Linked DNA regions of Homo sapiens: all the other regions are linked to region 3. Evidence: chromatin contacts called from ENCODE Hi-C or POLR2A ChIA-PET data. All regions are on one chromosome and are shown on one strand. The core of a region is the stretch at or near the end of the contact, and the rest is flanking DNA. Distances in the headings are between cores, read along the strand shown. Region 1 holds the start of CCDC28B (coiled-coil domain containing 28B). Region 2 overlaps HDAC1 (histone deacetylase 1). Region 3 overlaps LCK (LCK proto-oncogene, Src family tyrosine kinase).

Region 1 (3,309 bases), core at 466-2,965, 63 kb after region 3:
GCTATGTGATCCCAGTGACCCACCTGGCCTTTTTGCCACACAGTTGAGGGTAGGGACTGGGTCTGAGTGAGCTCTGAGTTCTCAGGGGTCTGCTCCAGAAAGGCATCAATTATTGCTTAGGAACTAAAGGCGGAGGCCCCCCTTGCCTTCCTCTCTACAGTGCAACCCAGAGTTGGGGTCCCTCCTCCTTTCCTTCCCTTCTGTACCCACCTCTTGAACTTGGCCCGCTGCTTGGGGGATGGCAGATGAGGAAGTCCTAGGGCCAAGGAGCCGCTGTGGCTGGTAGGCACAGGGACCCTCCGTAGTGTGCCTGGGGCCTGGGCTGGCTGGGCCAGGCAGGGCTTGGGACTCCGTTTCTTCTTTTTGTCATCCATTGGGCGCTGGCTGGGCCTCAGGCCTAGGAGGGAAGCAACCCCACAAAGATAGCCAGGGGCAAAGTTAGCCCTTCACCCAGAAATCCCTGAGAGCTGCACCAAGGAAGGGCCCTGGGACCTTCCAGCTTGTCACCTCATCTATACGGTAGGGGCAGAGCCAGATGCCAGTGTCTGCTGCTGGGATCGTGGATGTACACTTGAAGGACCTTCTAAGGCCCAACCTAATTCCCCTTCTGCCTGAAAACCTAGGCCCCTCCTGAAAGGGTGGGACCAGTCACAACTATCTTGGCGCTACTGGGGCTTCCTGTCACGGTGGCTGGGGGGCGGGGCTGGCAGAGGAAATGTAGTGGGAGACAAGACGGAGGTGAGCTGCAGAAGCCCAGCCGAAGATTAGGGATGTCTTAACTAAACCCTATTCTATTTATCAGGGGCCTAAGCAGATGCTAACAAACCCTGTCAGCATGGGAGGGGGACAAGGTGCAGGTAGGGGCGCCTGGGAAAGCCCCAGCGTGTGGGTAATTGTAGGAGAAGCCGCAGCATACAGGGCAGGGTTCATTGTGGGTTTCCCCCACATAGACACCGGCATCCCTCCACTTCCACCCACCCCCAACCGAAAATATTAGGGACTCCCTATAGGTCCCGCGGGTGTGCTTTCAGCTGCTTCATTTTTCCCAGTCGGAAAGTCCCTGCTGGGCTTCAGCTGCAGCCAGGGTGGACTGGGTGGTTGGCCGCTGGCTGCCTGGGCCTCCGACAAAGGCTGCGCCTGTGGCTGGGCTGCTCCGAGGTCCCCGGTCCAGCAGCGCCCCCCAAGCCTCCGGTCGGCTGGGGTTCCCTCCTCTGGGGGTCTCATTCCAGGCTGCTGCTACCGAGCCTAACTTCGAATTCTGGGACTGGGGGGGTTGGGGGGGTGGGTGGCGCTTAAGCATTTACACTGACACATAGCTGGCTGCCACTGACGGGGTCTGCGGGTGTGGGGAGGGGAGATAGGAGCGCATCCTCTGCCTCTCCGTGCAGCAGCTTGACCCAATTAGGGACCTGATAGAAGAACTGGAGCCGGAGCCTGTGCTCCCCAGGAGCGGCTGGGGCGACCGGGGATCTATTTCCCAAGCCCGGGCTCCAAAGCCATGTGCCAAACTCATCGCTCAGCTCCGCAGCCGCGCTCGAAGACAGAGCGTCAGACCCGCGTCATTCCGCCCCCGCCCTCACTCCCTCAGGGGGCTACTGACCTGGAGGTTTGGGGTCTCGAGTGATGCTTCGGTGCAAGTTCCCTCCGCCCTCCGCCCTCTCCTCCCGGGAACACCACCGGGTGAAAGCTAAGCTGGAGGGAGTTCATTTGCATTTAAAGAGAAAGTGACCTTCTCCTTAGCGCGGTGGGGTGAGATGGGAGGAGCATCCCCGCGTATGCTAAGCAGTTCCTCTCACTCGACCTCACCTCCCCGCCTGAACCTAGGGGACCCTGTTGGTTGTGTGATGTCTATTTTAAAAAGATTTTCCCTTTCCCGGCAGTTTCAGAGAGAAGCTACAGTTCCTTACAAAATGGTGGTGGCTTTGTCAGAAAGGGGGTGGGGCGGGGGAGAGGAGAGACAGAGTGAGTGAGTGAGAGAGAGAGAATGTAAGCACAGAAGAAGCACAAGCAGCAACAGCAGCAGCATCAGGAAGACACTTCGAGCAAAGACAGCCATCAATGGAGTGAGTCCAGTGCCCTATTGAGCACTTTACATACATTTCATCCCCATAACAACCCTTAAGGAAGATACCAGTGTCATTCCCCATTCTACTGAAAGTAAGCAACAGTCTTTTGAGGGCAAAACCCCTCTCTCTACAATGCCAGACAGTTTTCTCTGGTAAGTGGTGGGGGCTGTATTTTGCCGCAGATGAAGTGACAGGAGTCCTCCCCACCCCCCAGGCCTAGGAGACAGGTGTGGGGAGCACCAGGTCATAAGGTAGACCACGCGATTCCCTGGCACCTGACTCCAGTCCTCAGGGAAACCTGAGCACCTGATGGAGGCTGACCCAGTGTGACTGCTGCTGCCTGCAGCCAGATCAATGGGGGCAGCTATTTAAAGCCCTGGCAGAGGCTCCTGGCGCAGGTCCCCAGAACAGCATCTGATACAACAGGAGAGAGGCTCATGTTTGGCCAGGCGGCTCAGCAGGCTCAAGTGAGCTGGCCCAGGGCAGTGCACACAGCCACCCAGCCCACCTTCCCCATCCCCGGGCAGGAGTGGCTTCCTGGGGTTGGGCCTCTTGGCTGATGTGGGGAGCCATGGGCACTGCTCCTGAGGGCACCTGCTCAGGGCTTCTTCCTGGGTACTTCCAACACTCAGAACACTCCACAAGGGTAAAGAGTAATTCCGAACTTTTTCAATAACCAGGGGCCCAGACTGGGGACAACAGAAATCCCTCTCCTTCCCCACCGGAGCTGCTAGAGTAGACAGTGGTAATGCTGCTGACAGAGGGAGCACCCCTGTGGTTCCCATCCTCAGCTGCTTCACTGGGGGGTCAGAAACCTCATTATTCTCAGAGCTGCTTTGCTTGGAATCTCCAAGAGTTGGGGCGGCACCCCCCCCACACCCTCCAGAGGATCTGCGACTAGAAATAACATGGCCAGCATGGAAAACATGTATCAGGACCCAGCTAGAAGGGTCAGAGGCTCTGCTGGGACTGTCACAGTCATTGTGGGCACATCTATTTGTGGAGGCCTGGAGGGAAGGGCAGGTGGGTTGTCTCTGCCATTTCCTGGGCATTCAGCACATATCATCCTTTGTGCCTGACCAACCCAGGACCCAGAGAGAACAGGGTGCTGGGTGAGGCCACCAGCAGCATGTCTCCCATATAGGAGTCCCATGCTTGAGGTGGGTAAATGGGGGGTGTAAAAACTGAACAGAGAATGTGCTCTCCTTAAGGAATGCATACAATTAGAGGCCCCTGTGAATTC
Region 2 (3,471 bases), core at 428-2,927, 53 kb before region 3:
CTTCACTTATTCCCCCATCCTTGACTATGAAATAGGCACTAATGTCTTTTTTTTTTTGGTCTCGCTCTGTTGCCCAGGCTGGAGTGCAGTAGTACAATCATGGCTCACTGCAGCCTCGACCTTCCAGGCTCAAAAGATCCTCCCTCCTCAACCTCCTGAGTAGCTGGGACCACAGGTGTGCACCGCCATGCCCAGCTAATTTTTTTATTTTTTTGTAGAGATGAGGGTCTCACTATGTTGCCCAGGCTGGTCTCAAACTCCTGGCTGGGCTCAAGCAATCCTCCCACCTTGGGCTCCCAAAGTGCTAGGATTACAGGCATGAACCGCTGTGCCTGTCCTGTCTTCCTCTTAAAGAGGGAAAACAGGTCGGGCACAGTGGCTCAGGCCTATAATCCCAGCACTTGGGGAAGCCGAGGCTGGCATATCACCTGAGGTCGGGAGTTTGAGACCAGCCTGACTAACATGGAGAAACCTAAAAATACAAAATTAGCCGGGCGTGGTGGCACATCCCTGTAATCCCAGCTACTCAGGAGGCTGAGGCAGGATAATCGCTTGAAGCCGGGAGACGGAGGTTGTGGTGAGTAGAGATCGCCCCATTGCACTCCAGCCTGGGCAACAAGAGCGAAACTCTGTCTCAAAAAAAAGTGGCAGGGGCGGGAAATAACACCAGAGGGGCTAGGAAACCAAGGATTCAAACTAAGACATGAAAGCTTATTTTCTTACTTTAATAGCAAGTTGCTCCTCTAGTGAGAGCCCACTGTGCTGAGAGTAGAGCCTGATCCTTGGCCTAAATGGGTTATGGAAACCTCTAAAGCCATCTACAGGAAAGGCATGAATTTGCCTCATCTTGGAGGGAAATAAGACCCTGCAATTCAGAGAGCAAACACCTCACTCACAGCAGCTGGCAGCTCCTGGAGTTGTCGGTAGCAAAGAAGCTTAATGCTTCAAGGAAGGTCTCTGTGGTTCTGCCATCAATACCACTGTACAGTTATTATTAGTTGTAATAATAGTTATAAATAACTTTCTTCCTTGGGAGTAAGACTACCTTGTGGTCAGCAGCAACAAACAAGTGCCGCATATTTTCTGACACTTCCATATAAGCTGTCATAAGTTAATCAAAACTTCTTCTGGACAGTGCTGTTATACTATATGAAGTCTTAGGTGCTAAGAGATAATTTCTAAAATAACACAAGGGGGAAGTCAGGTATGATAGTTTTGTCCCAAATTTGAATACTTTTTTTTTCCCCCTCACAGCTAAAATAATTCCCACGATTCCTACAAACTAAGCGTGGCTTCCAAGATGGGACCTGCTCTGAAGTTCAAGTCCAAGGGATCAGGGGCAGCATCACCTCATCTCAAAGATTACACCATCTAGAATCTGTCCTGAGTGGCCTCTAAATTCTCAATTAATACCCACTAAGTCAAAACAGTTACAGTTGGACAGAAATCAGAGATCATGTGGCCCAGCCCACTTTACAAAAGAAGAATCTGAGGGGAAGTGACTTGCCCACTCAGCTGAGAGTTAGAGTTAAATTTTACTGTATCTATTGTCTCCCCGTCCCAGGTCAGTGCTTTTTCCACTACAATAATTACAGTACTCTTGGGACAGTGTTGTGAACATAACCAGAAAAAGTACTACCTCTATCGTTTACAAATCAGGAAACATGAAAAATCCGACTTGAGGGGAAAAAGCACTCTGGCACCTTTAGGAGGTAGGGGAAATCAGGTGTCCACTGAATGGGAGGTGCGAGGACGGCAGAATGGGCCTCTACAGTGGAAAGGGAGATGCAACTGGCGGCTTCAGAGTGTGAGGGAACAGAATGGACTTACATCTCTGCATCTGCTTGCTGTACTCCGACATGTTATCTGGACGGATGGAGCGCAAGAATTTAATGTAGTCATCGCTGTGGTACTTGGTCATCTCCTCAGCATTGGCTTTGTGAGGGCGCTAGAGGGCAGAAGGGAGAAAGGGCAAGTTATTTTTGACCACGGCCAGTCCAGTCAATCTAGTTTGAATATTTATATTTCCTGCGCAGCATGGAGCTAGGTGCTATAAAGAATAAAAAGAAATAACTGGTTAGATTCAGGCTTCAAGAAATTTACAATCTAACTAGGCAAACAAGATTATCAAAGGAGACAGAGTATCAGAAGACCTACAGCAGCTCAAGCTCTGTTGCTTAGGCAAGTTACTGTCTCTTGAACCTCCATTTCCTCATTTACTAAACAGGGACAACATAGACCACACAGGGAAGTTGAGAGAATTGGAAGAGGTTGTTAAATCTCTTTGTAAACTGTAAGGTGCTTTACAAAATTATTACTTTTTTTTTTTGAGACGGAGTCTCGCTCTGTCTCCCAGGCTAGAGTGCAGTGGCGCAATCTCGGCTCACTGCAAGCTCCGCCTCCCGGCTTCACGCCATTCTCCTGCCTCAGCCTTCCAAGTAGCTGGGACTACAGACGCCCACCACCACGCCCGGCTAATTTTTTTTGTATTTTTAGTAGAGACAGGGTTTCACCGTGTTAGCTAGGATGGTCTTGATCTCCTGACCTCGTGATCCGCCCGCCTCGGCCTTCCAAAGTGCTGAGATTACAGGCATGAGCCACCAAGCCCGACCTTTTTTTTCGTTTTTTTTTGTTTGTTTGTTTGTTTTGAGGCGGAGTCTCACTCTGTCACCCAGGCTGGAGTGCAATGGCATGATCTCGACTCACTGCAACCTTCGCCTCCTGGGTTCAAGCGATTCTCCTGCCTCAGCCTCCCGAGTAGTTGGGATTACAGGCGCCCACCACGACGCTGGCTAATTTTTGTATTTTTAGTAGAGATGGGGTTTTACCATGTTGGTCAGGATGGTCTCGAACTCCTGACCTCAGGTGATCCGCCCTCCTCGGCCTCCCAAAGTGCTGGATTACAGGCATGAGCCACTGCGCCCGGCCTACAAAATTATTACTTATTATTATATAAAACTGGCCGAGTGCAGTGGCTCACGCCTGTAATCCCAGCACTTTGGGAGGCTGAGGCGGGTGGATCACCTGAGGTTAGAAGTTCGAGACCATCCTGACCAATATGATGAAATCTGGTCTCTACTAAAAATACAAAAATTAGCTGGACGTGGTGGCATGCACCTGTAATCCCAACTACTCAGGAGGCTGAGACAGGAGAATCGCTTGAACCTGGGAGGTGGAGGTTGCAGTGAGCTGAGATTGTGCCACTGCACTCCATCCTGGGCAACAAGAGTGAAACTTCCTCTCAAAAAAATAAATTAAAAAAAATATATATGTATATATACGTATTATAAAATTATGGACAAAATGGCTCCAAGAGTTCACGAAAAAAGGGTATCTAATGAAAACTGAAACAGATGGGAAATCCTTTATAAGTCATCACATCAACAATTTTGATCACATCCTCCCCACTAACACTTCCTTGACAAGCTAATTTCCTGGTTATCCCAACATTCTGACTCCTCCTTCCCTTTT
Region 3 (3,384 bases), core at 686-3,185:
ACAGTGAGAAAAGGCCAGTAGAAGAAGCAGAAGGAATCTAGGTTGGAGATCATGGGGCTGGAAGCTGGTACCTGGTCCAGGCTGGGGTCAGGTGGGGAGGGAAAAGGAATCACAAGGCCTTGGGCTAGGATCCAGGAAAGCATGCAAGGCAGGTCCTAGATTCTGGACTGAATCTGGGCCAGAAAATCCCCGACTTAAGACTGGGCAAAAAGTGAGAAAAAGTCAGCCTATGTTAAATTAAGATCAGAGGAACTCTAGCTTTGCAGGGTATCTGGCCTCTACTGTTTCCTCTATGGCCCCCCAGCTACAGGTGGCAGTTCCTGCCCTCTATAAGCATGTGAGCTTTGGAGGATAGGGCCTGGCAGCAATCGTAAGTCCATAGGATCTGGCAATGCCAGAAATGTTTGTAGTCAGAGGCTCCCAGCCTGAAGTTTACATGCTCCCAGGAAGTCCCAGGCTAGTGCCGGGGAGGCCTTTAGGTTATTTTAATATTTCAAAAATCTGAAAGGAAATTCCACTATACTTTGTTTCTTGTTTTGACAAATTGTATTATTTATTTCTTCATTGCATACTTAATTAAATCGCTGATTACATTTTTTTTTTTTTTTGAGACAAAGTCTCACTCTGTCACCCAGGCTGGAGTGCAGTGGCGCAATCTTGGCTCACTGCAACCTCCGTGCCTCAGCCTCCCGAGCAGCTGGGATTACAGGCACGTGCCGCCACGCCCAGCTAATCTCTCTATTTTTAGTAGAGATGAGGTTTCACCATGTTGCCCAAGCTGGTCTTGAACTCCTGACCTCAGGTGATCCACCTGCCTCGGCCTCCCAAAGTGCTGAGATTACAAGCGAGAGCCACTGTGCCCAGCCAAATCTTTGATTAAAATGTAAACTTGAGGCCAGGTGCAGTGACTCACACCTGTAATCCCAGCACTTTGGGAGGCTGAGGAGAGAGGATCGATTGAGCCCCGGAGTTTGAGACCAGCCTGGGCAACGTGGTGAGACCCTTTCTCTATTAAAAGAAAAATTTTTTTAACTTGAAAATAAGAAAATTTGCATCTAAATGAGGTAGCTTAGTAGGTAAAAACTTTAAAATCATGAGATCCATGTGGGGAAGAGGGAGTGTAGAACAGGGAATGGTAAAAGACACTTTGTCTTCACAAGAGTTTAGGAAACACAAATACAGTTCATCAGCCTCATTTTAAAACTGGGGAAAAGGAGAGGTTCAGTGATTGTCCCAATAATACACTGAGGGTTCCTGGCAGATGCAAAACTCATATCAAAACCTTACATCCTTTTTTTTTTAGACGAGGTCTCACTACGTTGCCCAGGCTGGTCTCTAACTCCTGGGCTCAAGCGCTTCTCCCACCTCAGCCTCCCAAATAGCTGGGATTGCTGGCATATGCCTGGCTTGGCTCCTACATCCTTTATCAAGATCCTCTCCTCTACTTTTCACTCCCTGGAAAGTCTAAGGGTGGAGGGGGAGGGCTGAGAGGTCTAGGAGAATGTGAGGCAGGAAGGCAGGTCTGACAGGGTAGGGTCCATTTCCCATCAAAAATTTGACCACTGTGCTGTTAACAAAGGCTTTTCTCTTCAAGACAATCCCCCCTCTACCTGGAATGCACGTTTCTGGGTATATATTTACCTGCCTGTTGAATGCAAGTCTGTGCATATGAAAACATATGCAGTGAGCCCTGTGCTTATGGGTGCATATCTGTGGGTTTGCAGGAGTCTGTGTGTGCAGAGGGATATATAACAGAATGAGACTATGAATAGCAGCGACCGTCCCTATGTAATTGTGAAGTCATATAGGCATACATCTGTTTATACAAAATGTGGGTATACCCCATCCTTCCGGTCTTCTTCTTTTTTTTTTTTTAAACAGGGTCTTGCTCTGTCGCACAGGCTGGAGTGCAGTGCAGTGGCACTGTCTCAGCTCACTGCAAACTCCTGCCTCCTGTGCTCAAGGGATCCTCTTACCTCAGCCTCCTGAGTAGTGGGGACTGCAGGCCCATGCCACCAAGCCTGACTAATTTTTGTGTTTTTTGTAATGATGGGGTTTCACCATGTTGGCCAGTCTGGTCTTGAACTCCTGGGCTCAAGTAACCTGCCACCTTGGCCTCCCAAAGTGCTGGGATTACTAACCTGCCACCTTGGCCTCCCAAAGTGCTGGGATTACAGGCATAAGCCACCATGCCCAGCCTTTTATTTTTACTTTTTTGCAGTGACAAGGTTTCACCATGTTGCCCAGGCTGGTCTCAAACTCATGGGCTCAAGCAGTCCTCCCACCTCAGACTCCGAAAGTGTTGGGATGGCAGGCATGGGCCACCATGCCCAGTCTAATTTTTATTTATTTATTTATTTATTTATTTATTTATTTATTTATTTATTTTATTTATTTTGAGACGGAGTCTTCCTCTGTCCCCCAGGCTGGAGTGCAGTGGCACAATCGCAGCTGACTGCAACCTCCACATCCTGGGTTCAAGCAATTTCTCCTGTTTGAGCCTCCCAAGTAGCTGAGATTACAGGCATGCACCACCATGCCCGCTAATTTTTATTATTTTTAGTAGAGACAGGGTTTCACCATGTTGGCCAGGTTGGTCTCGAACTCCCAACCTCAAGTGGCCTGCCCACCTCCGCTTCCCAAAGTGCTGGGATGACAGGCATGAGTCACCAGACCTGGCCTGTGGCCTTTTTATAATCATCACAAAATGTTCTGTGGACCACGGGCAGCCTTAAGTTTGACTGAGAACATTACATGCCCTAGTCAGAGGCAGCCTCGAATCTATGAAATTCTTACTCGTGACCTTGGATTCCTAAATTGGGAGAAAAGAATGTCCTGTTTCATTCACCCCAGAATCTGCCCTCATTGCTGGTTCTGGGAGCCCTGGGGATTCCTTTCATCTGTTTTTTTTTTTTTTTTTTTCTCCCTTCCTCCACTTCTTTCTTTCAGACAATGAGAAATTTATATTAAGCTTTAATTTTGATTTTCTTTTTACTGACCTCATTTATTAACCTGGTTAGATCATGTTGGCTACTCAGCAATCTTTATCAAACTAAGACCAGAAGGAGTCTGGGCATGGTGACTCACGCCTGTAATCCCAGCACTTTGGGAGGCTGAGGCAGTAGGACTCCTTGAGCCCAGGAGTTCGAGAGCAGCCTGACCAACATGGTGAAACCCCGTCTCTACTAAAAATACAAAAATTAGCCAGGTGTACTAGGCGCATGCTTGTAATCCCAGCTACTCAGGAGGCTGAGGCAGGAGAATCGCTTGAACCCAGGAGACAGAGGTTGCAGTGAGCCGAGATCGCGCCATTGCACTCAAGCCTGGGTGACAGAACTAGACTCCATCAAAAAAAAAAAAAAGAAAAGAAAAAGAGATTCTCCT

What was found. A loop is a pair of places that touch in the nucleus more often than their neighbours do. ChIA-PET counts read pairs that join two places held with the same protein, here RNA polymerase II (POLR2A). Pooled maps may share reads with other maps.
Region 1: POLR2A ChIA-PET joins it to region 3 with 11 read pairs in BJ. The contact joins the promoter of CCDC28B here to the enhancer-like site in region 3. A Hi-C loop is called at or near these places in 5 of 168 maps with a recorded cell type or tissue (CD4-positive, alpha-beta T cell, CD8-positive, alpha-beta T cell, naive thymus-derived CD4-positive, alpha-beta T cell and 1 more), 6 of 37 single-sample maps with no recorded cell type and 14 of 50 pooled maps. POLR2A ChIA-PET finds 5 or more read pairs at or near these places in 33 of 52 experiments (A549, A673, B cell and 24 more).
Region 2: a pooled map shows a loop between it and region 3 (2.3-fold over the local background). The contact joins two enhancer-like sites. A Hi-C loop is called at or near these places in 6 of 168 maps with a recorded cell type or tissue (B cell, Calu3, GM12878 and 3 more), 31 of 37 single-sample maps with no recorded cell type and 11 of 50 pooled maps. POLR2A ChIA-PET finds 5 or more read pairs at or near these places in 32 of 52 experiments (A549, AG04449, AG04450 and 25 more).

The regions. Positions count from the first base shown.
Region 1 is chr1:32,199,001-32,202,309 of GRCh38, reverse strand. It overlaps CCDC28B (coiled-coil domain containing 28B), which reads right to left and starts at 1,715. Exons shown (of 6, transcript NM_024296.5): 1 at 1,601-1,715; 2 at 211-397. The coding sequence starts at 374. RefSeq lists enhancers at 349-869, 738-957, 870-1,389, 1,648-1,727, 1,940-2,497 and 2 more.
Region 2 is chr1:32,315,142-32,318,612 of GRCh38, reverse strand. It overlaps HDAC1 (histone deacetylase 1), which reads right to left. Exons shown (of 14, transcript NM_004964.3): 3 at 1,831-1,948. Among named protein-coding and RNA genes, the nearest start is that of MARCKSL1, 19 kb to the left of the region's middle. Within about 2 kb of position 1,677, at least 6 of the 41 ENCODE cell types and tissues checked have a DNase peak (open chromatin) inside an H3K27ac peak, as active enhancers do; they include OCI-LY7, where a contact is called at or near this core.
Region 3 is chr1:32,262,407-32,265,790 of GRCh38, reverse strand. The region is part of intron 1 of LCK (LCK proto-oncogene, Src family tyrosine kinase); the gene reads right to left. Among named protein-coding and RNA genes, the nearest start is that of LCK, 13 kb to the right of the region's middle. RefSeq lists a silencer at 597-896. Within about 2 kb of position 1,935, at least 3 of the 41 ENCODE cell types and tissues checked have a DNase peak (open chromatin) inside an H3K27ac peak, as active enhancers do; they include CD4-positive, alpha-beta T cell, CD8-positive, alpha-beta T cell and OCI-LY7, where a contact is called at or near this core.